Linked DNA regions of Homo sapiens: all the other regions are linked to region 3. Evidence: read pairs that join two places in POLR2A ChIA-PET (ENCODE). Cell type or tissue: B cell. All regions are shown on one strand.

Region 1 (4,000 bases), 160 kb after region 3:
GAGCCACCTTGCCTGGCTACTTGCCTATTTTTGTAAATACACCTTCATTGGAAAACAGCCACAATGGTTTATGTATTGTGTGTGGCTGCTTCTATGCTACAGCTGCAGAGATATGTGGCTGTTAAGAGAGGTATATGACCCACAAAGGGTAAGATAGTTACTCTCCGGTTGTTTACAGAAAAAGTTTGCTGTCTTTGGGTTAGAGCAGTGATTAGATTTAAATGGAAACATAGTAGGGGGTATCTAAATACAGTGTGTTCTGAGACCAGGGGAAACCCAATTTCCTAAGCACGAACTTAGAGCAGTGTTTTTTTAAACAACAATAACATTATTAGTAACAATAACAACATAACTTATTATGTGCCAGCGTCTGTTTTAAGCACTTTGCATGTATTACCTTATTACCTTTTCCTTTGTTTTTTGTTTTTTTTTTTTTTTTTTTTTTTTGAGACAGAGTCTCACTCTGTCACCCAGGCTGGAATGCAGTGGTATGATCTTGGCTCACTGCAACCTCTCTCTCCCGGGTTCAAGCGAATCTCATGCCTCAGCCTCCTGAGTAGCTAGAACTACAGGTGCCCACCACCACACCTGGGGAACTAATTTTTGTATTTTTAGTAGAGAAGGGGTTTTGCAGTGTTGGCCAGGCTGGTCTCAAACTGACCTCAAGTGATCTTCCCACCTCCACTTCCCAGAGTGCTGGGATTACAGGCGGGAGACACCATGCCTGGCCCATGTATTACCTTTTCAACCCTCACTGCAACTCCATGAGTTAGGTACTATTATTATCCCCATTTTACAGATGAGGAAATCAAGGCACAGAAAGATTAACTTCCTGTGGATATACAGTTCTATTCTAAGTGGTGTTGCTAGAATCCACCTCCAGGTATTCAAGCTCTAGGGCCTGTACTTTGTTCTTTGTTTTTTTTTGTTAGTTTGTTTTTTTTGAGATGGAGTTTCACTCTGTCGCCCAGGCTGGAGGGCAGTGGCGGGATCTCTGCTCACTGCAACCTCCGCCTCCCAGGTTCAAGTGAATCTCCTGCCTTAGCCTCCCTAGTAGCTGGGACTACAGATGCGTGCCACTGTGCTTGGGTAATTTTTTTGTATTTTTAACAGAGACGGGGTTTTGCCATGTTGGCGAGGCTGGTCTCAAACTGACAAGTGATCTCCCCGTCTTGGCCTCCCAGAGGATTGGGATTACAGGCATGAGCCACTTGTGCCTGGCCATAGGGCCTGCACTTTGAAGCACTATGCAATTATTTGGAGTGAAAGTTTCTTTGAAATTCTGACGAGTTATGATCTAGGCATACAAAGTTTGCTTATAATTCAGGTGGTTCATGGACTTGAGAGCAGGGTTCACAATTCTTGCATCTCTAGGAATACATGGATCTCATGTTAAATGCTGGACTTTGCTTATAGCATAGGGTGTTTTTTTTGTTTTCCATATTTTTGTTTTTAGAGACAGTCTTACTCTGTCACCCAGGCTAGTATGCAGTGGCTCCATCATAGCTCACTGCAGCCTTGAACTCGTGGGCTCAGGTGATCCTCCCATGTAGCTAGAACTACAGGTGCATGTCATGTGTCTGGCTAATTAAAATAAATTTTTTTGTAGGGATAGGCTCTCACTGTGTTGCCCAGGCTAGTCTTGAACTCCTGGGTTCAAGTGATCCTCCTGTCTGGGCTTCCCAAAGTGCAGGGATTACAGACATAAGCCACTACGACTGGCCTCTTTCTTTCTTTCCTACTTTCTCTTTAGAGACGGAGTCTCACTTTGTCGCCCAGGCTGGACTGCAATGGCGTGAGCTCGGCTCGCTGCAACCTCCAGGTTCAAGTGATTCTTCTGTCTCAGACTCCCAAGTAGCTGGGACTACAGGTGCACGCCACCACACCCAGCTAATTTTTGTATTTTTAGCAGAGACAGGGTTTCACCATATTGGTCAGGCTGGTCTTGAACTCTTGACTTCAGGTGATCTACCTGCCTCGGCCTCCCAAAGTGCTGGGATTACAGGTGTGAGTCACTGCACCTAGCCATGAATGGCCTGTTTCTTAAATTTGTATACATTTGGTTGCTGTTGTAAATGGAGTCAAAGGTTTTTCTAAGGATGTTTATAAAAACTTTCTTCGGCCCAGTCCAGGTGTAGGCATTCTAACCTCAAGCCACCATTTTCTCTTCCTGGGCTATCTCAGTAGCTTCCTAATTAGCCTTACTGTTTATAAAGCAGATCATGTCAGGGCTGTGCTTTTAGTCCCCCCGCATCCCCAGTATACTCAACATAACACCCTTGATGGGATTGCAGGGCTCTGTGACCTGGCTCTTTCTACCAGTCACATTGGCCTTTTTTTGTTGTTTGTTTGTTTTTTTTTTGAGACCGAGTTTCACTCTGTCACTCAGACTGGAGTGCAGTGGTGTGAACTTGGCTTATTGAAGCCTTGACCCCTTGGGCTCAAGTGATTCTCCCACCTCAGCCTCCCAAGTAGCTGGGACCACAAGTGCATACCATCAGGCCTGGCTAATTTTTGTATTGTGTTGGTAGAGATGGGGTCTTGCCGTGTTGCCCAGGCTGGTCTTGAACTCCTGGGCTCAAGCAATCCACCCACCTCAGTCTCCCAACGTGCTGGGATTACAGGTGTGCATCACCATACCTGGCTATACTGGCTTTCTGACAGTCCCCAGAGCTACTGGTTGTCACAGGTCCTTTGCACCTGTGCTTCTTCTGCCTGAATGCTCTTTCTCCAGTGCTCTGCATGGCTGCCTCCTTTCACTTATGCAGGTTTCAGTTAACTGTCAACATTGCTGAGAGGCATTCCTTGGCCATAATTTTTATTATTGTTATTATTATTTTGAGATGGAGTTTCACTCTTGTTGCCCAGGCTGGAGTGCAATAGCTCGATTCCTTGACCATCATTTCTAGAGGAATGCTCTTCCACCCTGATGTTCTCTAGCTCCTACCTCATTTACTTCCTTCTTGCATTTATCAGAAGCTTTAATTTTTTGTATATTTATCTGTTTACTTCATTGCTGGCTGTCTCTTTTACTAGAATGTAAGCTCCATAATGGCAGTGACTAGTTTTTTTCTTACTCATGGCTCATAGTGACTGGTACATAGGAGGCACTCAAAAATATTTGTGAAAAATGAATAAATTAGTCTCTGGCCAATCAAGTTCCAGGCAGTCCTTTGAAAAAATATTTTTTCTTTCCTAGTTCCCGGGTATGTCAACCTCCAGATTTTCCACTGAGATGGCTCATTGGTGATGCCCTTCTGGCCTGGGCTATTACCAGCTTAAGCATTGATGTCATTTGAATATTTATTTAATCATTTCTGGGGGTTCTGGTGACATGTTCCAACGGTTATGTCATTTATCTTTTTTCCTGTACGTGAGATAGCTCTTTTTTTTTTGGACAGGATTTCACTCTTGTTGCCCAGGCTGGAGTGCAATGGTGGGATCTCAGCTCACTGCAACCACTGCCTCCTGTCTCAAGCGATTCTCCTGCCTCAGCTTCCTAAGTGGCTGGGACTATAGGCACATGCCACCATGCCCGGCTACTTTTTGTATTTTTTATATAGACGAGGTTTCTCCATGTTGCCCAAGCTGGTCTCAAAGTCCTGAGCTCAAGTGATCTGCCCACCTTGGCCTCCCAAAGTGCTGGGATTACAGGCATGAACCACCATGCCTGGCTGAGATAGCTCTTAAGTCAGTACATATATCTCCACTGTCCTTCAGTTCTGTGGCAAAAGAGCTTTTTGAAATTCTTGATTTCCAGAGTACAACAAAATTTTTGTTTGTTTGTTTGTTTGAGATGAAGTCTTGCTTTGTCCCCCAGGCTGGAGTATAGCCTTGACCTTCTCAGGCTCATTGCTGGCTGTCTCTTCTACTAGAATGTAAGCTCCCACCTCAGCTTCCTGGGTAGCTGCATCTATAGGCACATGCCACCATGCTAATTTTCATATTTTTTGTAGAGATGGGTTCTCACCATGTTGCCCAGGCTGGTCTTGATCTCCTG
Region 2 (4,000 bases), 270 kb before region 3:
TAAACCAGTCTTCTCCACTCTATTTATTTTAGATAGCAACATCCAACCCTTCTCATATAAATCCCCAAACACCTCCTCAATATAGGATCTTTGCATCAAACTCAGTACTGACTAGATGTATAAAGGAAAGGATTATAATGAGACACTTTCTACAACACATGCAAACAGTACTCATCGGAATTCTTAAAAACATTAATGAGTATATCATAGTCATGATTGTAAAGAATATCAACAAGAACAATAAAAGCCTAATCATTTAATCAGGTAAGTTTCTAATAATGATAGGTGAGCATGGTATACAAAATTTTAGTGTGCCTTTTATAGAACAGGATGAATCAGTGTCCCCTTAAATTCTCTTGAATCACTTGAACCCAGGAGGCAGAGGTTGCAGTGGGCAGAGATCGGGCCACTGCACTCCAGCCTGGGTGACACAGTGAGACTGTGTCTCAAAAAAACAAACAAATAAACAAAAAACCACAAACAAAAAAACAAAACAAAAACCTTTTTCCAAATTAAAAACTAAGACATATGGTCTGATAAGCAGAAGCCTACTTTTAGAGAAAAGAAGATAGGATTGTCACTTAAGAAGCTCTAAGGTGTTACCTAGAAATTAAGAGTAGGTAACAAAATACTATCTTAGATTAAAGCTAATAGGAAACAAACAAACAAAAAAAAACTTCAAATGAGAGCAGACATCTGAAAAGTAACCCAACTGAAAGGTGATGTGAAAATATGATAATGGGAATAAAGTACTCCCCTTCTCAATTTTTTTTTTTTTTTTTTTTGAGATGGAGTCTCACTCTGTCGCCCAGGCTAGAGTGCAATGCCACCATTTTGGGTCACTGCAGCCTCCACCTCCTGGGTTCAAGCAATTCTCCTGTTTCAGCCTCCCAAGTAGCTGGGACTACAGGCATGTGCCACCACAGCTGGCTGATTTTTGTATTTTTAGTAGAGACAAGGTTTCACCATGTTGGCCAGGCTGGTCTCGAACTCCTGACCTCAGGTAATCCGCCCAGGTCCCAAAGTGCTGGGATTACAAGCATGAGCCACCACGCCCGGCCTGCCTCCTCAATTTTTTGATGGACCACAAATGTATTCTCAGTACAAGGTGAACAAGACAGACATGGTCCCTGCCCTCATGTAGCAGATTAGTCCAGTGGGGGAGATACACATGAAACAAGCACACATGTAACTATATAATTATAACCACTGGATGAGTTTTAAGGAAAAGTTCCAGAGGGGCAATTGGTATATTCTAGAGAAATGGGGCTTTCCTGAAGAAGGTTCTATCAACAGTTCAGAGACTCACTCAATCTGATCAAGAAAACCATGGTATACTTGGATTAGAATGTAAAGAAATCAGTACAGTTACCTTTTTATTTTCCAGCTTTTCTGACTCACAAACTCCTTTCAAAGGAATGTATTATCTTAAAAACCTCCCGGGAAAGAAATTTTAAAAATAATTTTGTCATTTTTCTATGATTTATGATACAGAAGAGACTTTAGCTAAAAGACATTTTATTTTACATTAGTACATTAAAAATTAATTTAAAAGTTCACTATGAATTTTAAGACAAATTCATATTATCCCATCATACAAGTGACCCACACTATTTATTTCAATTATTCAAGAAAAAGTATTTATTTAAAATTGATATATCATGTTTAGTAGGAAGCCATATATGTGTGTGTGTGTGTGTGTGTGTGTGTGTGTGTGTGTATGTGTATTTTTTCTTTTTGATGGGGCGGGGGGGCAGGCGGTGGGATAGAGATGGGGTCTTATTATGTTGCCCAGGCTGGTATGCAGGGATCCTCCCGCCTTGGCCTCCCAAAGTGCTGGGATTACAAGCATGAACCACGGCACCTGGCTTTGGAAGCCACAAATATACTGAGATTATAATACACAAAACAGATGAATACTTTTCATGACCTAGGATTTGGAACACTTACATGTTTGAACCTAAAAACCAGACTTGATTAAATGAATTATTTTCATGCCTTGCTTTTAAATAATGAAATGGATTAACAAATATTGGGTCATTACTTATTAGCACTTCTTTGCAAATAATATACTATGAATGTAGATAGTCTTTATTCCCAATAAATCAAACTGGATATAATATAGATAGATAGATATAGATACGGATATGTGTGTAAAAAATGTATATACATGTGGTATATACATATTTTGTGTGTATGTATGTAATGTAACATTTTTAAACTTTGTTTCTTGAGGCCCTAGAAACAATTTGATGTGCTGTGTAAGAACCATGGCCAAACAAAGACAAATCATGAATTTGGTGAAGGTTGTCTTGAGGCATTACAGAATTATCATTTTTATCCTCATCAATTTGAATTTCAACATTAGTGTTCTTTATGCTTTATATAATCCAGTGATCCATAATAGATGTAAACTTAATAAAATACAATGAAAAACTGTACCCTGGTCAAAGCTATTATGATAACCAACTACTTGAACAATAAATGGAATGACCAAGTCATAAGCATGCTCATTAGCGCCCTGCCAGCAGGTAGACTCGATTTATACTCAGAGGCTCTCAAACTATTCCATTTAAGAAGGGCGGAAAGACCTAAGTAATTATTTCATTTATTAACTTCTAAAAAATAGAAAAGTCATTATCACTTTGTATGACATGAATCTCTTGGAACACTGAAAATCTCTGAGGATTCAGAAGTCACTGGCTGGGAAAAGATCCTGTATACTACTTGAGATGGTAAATTAAGGATGGTCTGTGTATAACCTCCGCAAAGACGAGCCAAAGACCACTCAAATCAGGATATTTTAAAAAGACTAGATGAAATACCCATGCCTACCACTAGCAAACTGTACTTTTTGATGCTAAGAAAACTGATACAAATATTATACTCACTCTCTTATGATTTTAAGAGAACTGATAAGGTATATTTCAGAACTCATAAATGACAACCAGATTCTGATATAATGGGGACCTTTACTAATATTCTGCCACCTTGCAAAGGCTTGCCTAAAAAGTCAGCCTCACTCTTTTTGACATTGCTTTAATTTTAAATTTCTATAATATCACATCAAATTTTTTTTTTTTTTTTGAGACAGAGTCTTGCTCTGTCGCCCAGGCTGGAGTGCAGTGGCGCAATCTCAGCTCACTGCAAGCTTTGCCTCCCGGGTTCACGCCATTCTCCTGCCTCAGCCTCCTGAGTAGCTGGGACTACAGGTGCCTGCCACCACGCCCGGCTAATTTTTTGTATTTTTAGTAGAGACGGGGTTTCACCGTGTTAGCCAGGATGGTCTCGATCTCCTGACCTCGTGATCCGCCCGCCTCGGCCTCCCAAAGTGCTAGGATTACAGGTGTGAGCCAAAAAAAAAAAAAAATTTTTTTTTTAGGTCAGGCACAGTGTCTCATGCCTATAATCCTAGCACTTTGGGAGGCTGAGGCAGGAAGATCACTTGAGCTCAGGAGTTCAAGACCAAACTAGGCGACAGAGCGAGACCTCATCTCTACAAAAAGTAAAAAATTTTATTGTTTTTTTTAAGAGACAGGGTCTCGCTCTGTCGCCTAGGCTAGAGAGCAATGGTGTAATCATAGCTTACTGCAGCTTCAACCTCTGCGGCTCAAGCGACCCTCCCATCTCAGCCTCTTGAGTAGCTGGGACTACAGGTGCGTGCGACCACACCTGGCTTCCAACACGCTTCACACAACACAATAAAGACTCCCTCAGAATCAGAGTGAAGGAGCACTCTGGGTGATTCGTTAGTCCCTTCCCAACATCAACTTGCATTTGAGGAGCTTACGATCCTCATGAGGACACATGACCTTGGGCAGACTTATATAAACGTTCTTAGAGTTCCTATAAGAACTGTAAGTTTCTATAACTTTTCTATAGTTCTTATAGTTTCTATAGCCACTAATAAAAGTAAAACACTACTCTAAATGGATAGAATATCAATGTTCTTCTAAAACTTCTTAAACTAGAAACTACAGGTAAGAGGCTGGGCACAGTA
Region 3 (4,000 bases):
CATTTTACTTCCAGATGAACCGGTCGATCAAGGGCACCGCCAGAAAACCCTGTCAGTGCTGGTGTCTCAAGCAGTCACGTGTGAGTGCTGCAGGTGGCTGAGAGGGGATGGACAAGCCTCTCTGGCTCCTGCTTTCAGACCTGGGATATAGGGTGTGCCCTGAAGTGGGTGATGAGGATGCAGATATGCTGGTGGGGTAGGAACGGGGAGTGTTCTTGGCAGGCTTCTAGATGGGGAGGGCCGGGAGGTGAGTTCCAGTGTGATGTGGTACAGAGAGTTCATGACTAAAGATGGAAGAACTGAGGTCCAGTTCACTTTCTGCCACTTATCAGCAGTGTAACCTGATTGTAAGAAAGAGCTTTAATTTTGCTTTGTTAGCATAGTTATAATCTTATTTATTCTGAAGGATGTTTCTTAATCTCATATTCAGAAACATACCCTAATTTGTCATTGAAACACTGCTATAAGATTGAGTCTCAGTTTCCCTGTCTCTATAACAGAGGGAGTAAAATTTGTCCAGTTAATCTCACTAAGTTATGAGGGCTAGCACAAAATTAGCAGATAAAATTAGCAGGAAAGTACCAGGCCCCTACTCAGTGCTCAATAAATATTTACTGAATGATTAAATGGGGCCCTAAGGGACTGTGATAGGAGGGGAAAGAAGGTGCCTCTCTTTCTTTTTTTGAGATGGACTCTTGCTCTGTCACCCAGGCTGTAATGCAGTGGCAAGATCTCTACTCACTGCAATCTCCGCCTCCCGGGTTCAAATGATTCTCCTGCCTCAGCCTCCTGAGTTGCTGGGATTACAGGCACCTGCCGCCATGCCCAGCTAATTTTTGTATTTTTAGTAGAGACGGGGGTTTCACCATGTTGGCCAGGCTGGTCTTGAACTCTTGACCTCAGGTGATCCGCCCACCTTGGCCTCCCAGAGTGTGGGATTACAGGCATGAGCCACCGTGCCCAGCCAGAGGGTGCCTCTCTCTCTCTCTCTTTTTTTTTTTTTTTTCCGAGATGGAGTCTTGCTCTGTTGCCCAGGCTGGAGTGCAGTGGCGCAATCTCGGCTTACTGCAAGCTCCACCTCCCAGGTTCACGCCATTCTCCTGCCTCAGCCTACCGAGTAGCTGGGACTACAGGTGCCCGCCACCACGCCCGGCTAATTTTTTGTATTTTTAGTAGAGAAGGAGTTTCACCGTGTTAGCCAGGATGGTCTCAATCTCCTGACCTCGTGATCCACCTGCCCCGGCTCCCAAAGTGCTGAGATTACAGGCGTGAGCCACCGCGCCCGGCCAGGGTGCCTCTCTTACATGGATTATTTATTCAGCAAATATTTATGGAGCACCTCCTATATGCCAGGTGGTATGCTAAGGCAGCAGTCCTTGGTGGGGGCGGGGTCCTGTCTAGAGGAACAGGAGGCAGTTAAGAGCTGTGGTGAGCAAGGAACAGGTCACTGTGGAAATACAGGACAGAGAAAGCTTCCTAGAGGACACAGTCCCTGAGCTGTGGTTTGAGGGTTAAGTCAAGGTGGAATTTTTGAGAGGCCAGGCACGGTGGCTCACGCCTATAATCCCAGAACTTTGGGAGGCTGAGGCAGGGAAATTGCTTGAAGCCAGGAATTCAAGACCAGCCTGAGCAACATAGCGAGACCCAATCTCTATAAAAAATAAAAAAATGAGCCAGGCGTGGTGGCACACATCTGTAGTCCCAGCTACTCAGGAGGCTGAGGTGGAAGGATGGAGCCTAGGAGTTGGAGGCTGCAGTGAGCTATGATCGTGCCACTGCACTCCAGCATGGGTAACAGAGTGAGCCCGTCTCAAAAAAAAAAAAAAAAAAAAAAAAGTAGAAGAGAAAGTTCTAGCCCAGGGAGCAACATGAGCAAAAATAGGAGTGTGTCAGAGTTTGGTGTATTAGAGGAACTGCCAGTTGTTCATACTGGCTAGGCAGGGCCTTACATTTGAGGGGAGAAGGGTGAGAGATTGAGCTGGGTGGAGGAGGACATGAAGGCCTTTGGGTGCCATGATGGGAGGTGGTGGAAGGTTTTGACCTGTCCACCTTCCTGTTTCCTCCTTGAAGCTGAGGCATACGTCAGTGGGATGCTCTTTTGCCTGGGTATATTTCTCTCCTTTTACCTGCTGACCGTCCTCCTGGCCTGCTGGGAGAACTGGAGGTAAAGTGGAACTGCTGGGCCTCCCCTGGTCTGGGTGGTTTGGGCAGGTGTGTGGGGCAGATCACCTGGCAGGATCTGAGCCAGCCTAGGGTAATCTACACCATCCATAGCAGATGATGGTGGGGCTGTTAGAGTCTGTGGCCCATGAGCCTCTCTAGAAACCATCCCCTCCCCTCAACCTTCTTCCCAAGCAGGGAGATCCCATGTTGCTCCCCAGCCTGTGAGGAACCCTGGGACAAAGGGTGGAGGACAGGGTCATAGCGATGAGAGTGGAGCAGAGAGGTAGAAGGAAAGTCAGCCCCATACAGAGTGATCCTTGTCCTGTCCCATCTGGGTGGCCTGTGGGTTCTGTCCATGCAGGCAGAAGAAGAAGACCCTGCTGGTGGCCATTGACCGAGCCTGCCCAGAAAGCGGTACCTCCAGGGGGCCTGGGTGGGGCGGGCACAGTGTGCTTTGTGTTTTGGGGGGTGGTGGTGGATGGTTCCCTAGGGGGTTGGAGGAGGAAGGGCTGGGGGTTTCTGGATGTTCAGATGGGGGTAACACTCCACAGATGGGAATGAGGCTGGGATATGATGTCCATGCATCCCTAACATGCACACCTCAGAGGCTGAGGTGTTGCTTGGTTTATTCCATGTCTAGCGATGGTGTCTGCCTGCCTTGGGCAGTGTGGCCCACGGTCTCTGGGATTATTAACCTTTCCTTCTCTCTCTCTTCCACCCCTCCCTCTCTTTCTGTCCTCCCTCCTGCGTGGGACCTTCTCTCTTAGCTTCTCTCCTTGGTAAGCTCCAGGTGCTGTGGGCAGAGGAGCTGGAGTCCAGAGTAGGGGAGGGAGGGTGCAGCACAGGGCTGTCTGGAGGGCTCGTGGGCGGGCCAGTGTTGTCTTTGTTGCTGGTAACTTAGATGTGCCTGTTCTTGAACTTTCTCTCTCCTTAGGGAAGACAAAGGGTGGTGCTGTTTCCATGGGAGAGGCAGGCAGGGGGCTGGGGCGGGTGGTGGTGGCAGCAGTGGGGTGTGTTTGCCTGGATAGGTGCTGCTTCTCGTCTGCTGGCATGGCCTCCCTGTGGCTGTCTTCTCTGGACCTTTCTTTGTTCTTCTCCCTGGCTCTAGGCCTCTCTCTTCGTCCAGTGCTAACAGACCTTGACTTCTCATTGCAGGTCACCCTCGAGTCCTGGCTGATTCTTTTCCTGGCAGTTCCCCTTATGAGGGTTACAACTATGGCTCCTTTGGTACGTGTCAAAGCCAGCACCGTGCTTGCTGGGGACATGACCTTGTCTCCTTAGGCCACCACCTCCGAGGCGGTAAAGTGGGAGCCACCTCCTCCAGCCCCCACACCCTCTGCAGATGCTCAGAGCCCCTTTCCCTGCGGCCTCTCCTTCCTGCCTCACCACTGATCGTTCCCCACAGAGAATGTTTCTGGATCTACCGATGGTCTGGTTGACAGCGCTGGCACTGGGGACCTCTCTTACGGTTACCAGGGTGAGTGGGCCAGGCTGGGAGGGGCGGTGTGGTGCAGGACGGTGTTGTCTGGGTAAAATGTCACGGTGGGCGGTTGCCTCTTCTGCCAGATGCTGGAACCTGGGAAGGGCCTGCTGTCTTCCTAACCCCTCTCTTCCCTCATCCCCTCCTCCTTGGCCCCAGTTCCCTGGTAACTTTCCCTTTCCTTTGAAGGGCACGACCAGTTCAAGCGGCGCCTCCCCTCTGGCCAGATGCGGCAGCTGTGCATTGCCATGGGTAGACCTGGGGTGGGGGTAGGGCTGTTTTGCCAATCAGTGCCTGCCGGCTCCGGTTGACTGCCGGCTGTGGGGCCAGAAAGATTCTATGTGCATGGCTTCCCCA

Evidence for each region. Peaks named below come from ENCODE experiments on the same cell type or tissue, not always from the same donor. Only the 100,000 strongest peaks of a DNase experiment are listed, where the experiment ranks them.
Region 1: POLR2A ChIA-PET joins it to region 3 with 7 read pairs; 6 of 35 experiments call an interaction of 5 or more read pairs at or near these places.
Region 2: POLR2A ChIA-PET joins it to region 3 with 9 read pairs; 4 of 35 experiments call an interaction of 5 or more read pairs at or near these places.

Annotation. Positions count from the first base shown.
Region 1 is chr11:117,339,100-117,343,099 of GRCh38, forward strand. The region is part of intron 3 of CEP164 (centrosomal protein 164); the gene reads left to right. Among named protein-coding and RNA genes, the nearest start is that of CEP164, 13 kb to the left of the region's middle. In B cell, no CTCF peak of the experiment used is centred here; no DNase peak of the experiment used is centred here.
Region 2 is chr11:116,913,442-116,917,441 of GRCh38, forward strand. All of the region lies in intron 4 of SIK3 (SIK family kinase 3), which reads right to left. Among named protein-coding and RNA genes, the nearest start is that of APOA1, 78 kb to the left of the region's middle. In B cell, no CTCF peak of the experiment used is centred here; a DNase peak (open chromatin) is centred at 3,670; H3K27ac peaks cover 1,205 bases.
Region 3 is chr11:117,184,060-117,188,059 of GRCh38, forward strand. It overlaps SIDT2 (SID1 transmembrane family member 2), which reads left to right. Exons shown (of 26, transcript NM_001040455.2): 8 at 15-80; 9 at 2,071-2,164; 10 at 2,525-2,577; 11 at 3,319-3,390; 12 at 3,569-3,640. Among named protein-coding and RNA genes, the nearest start is that of SIDT2, 7.3 kb to the left of the region's middle. RefSeq lists an enhancer at 3,662-4,000. In B cell, no CTCF peak of the experiment used is centred here; a DNase peak (open chromatin) is centred at 1,902; H3K27ac peaks cover 3,426 bases.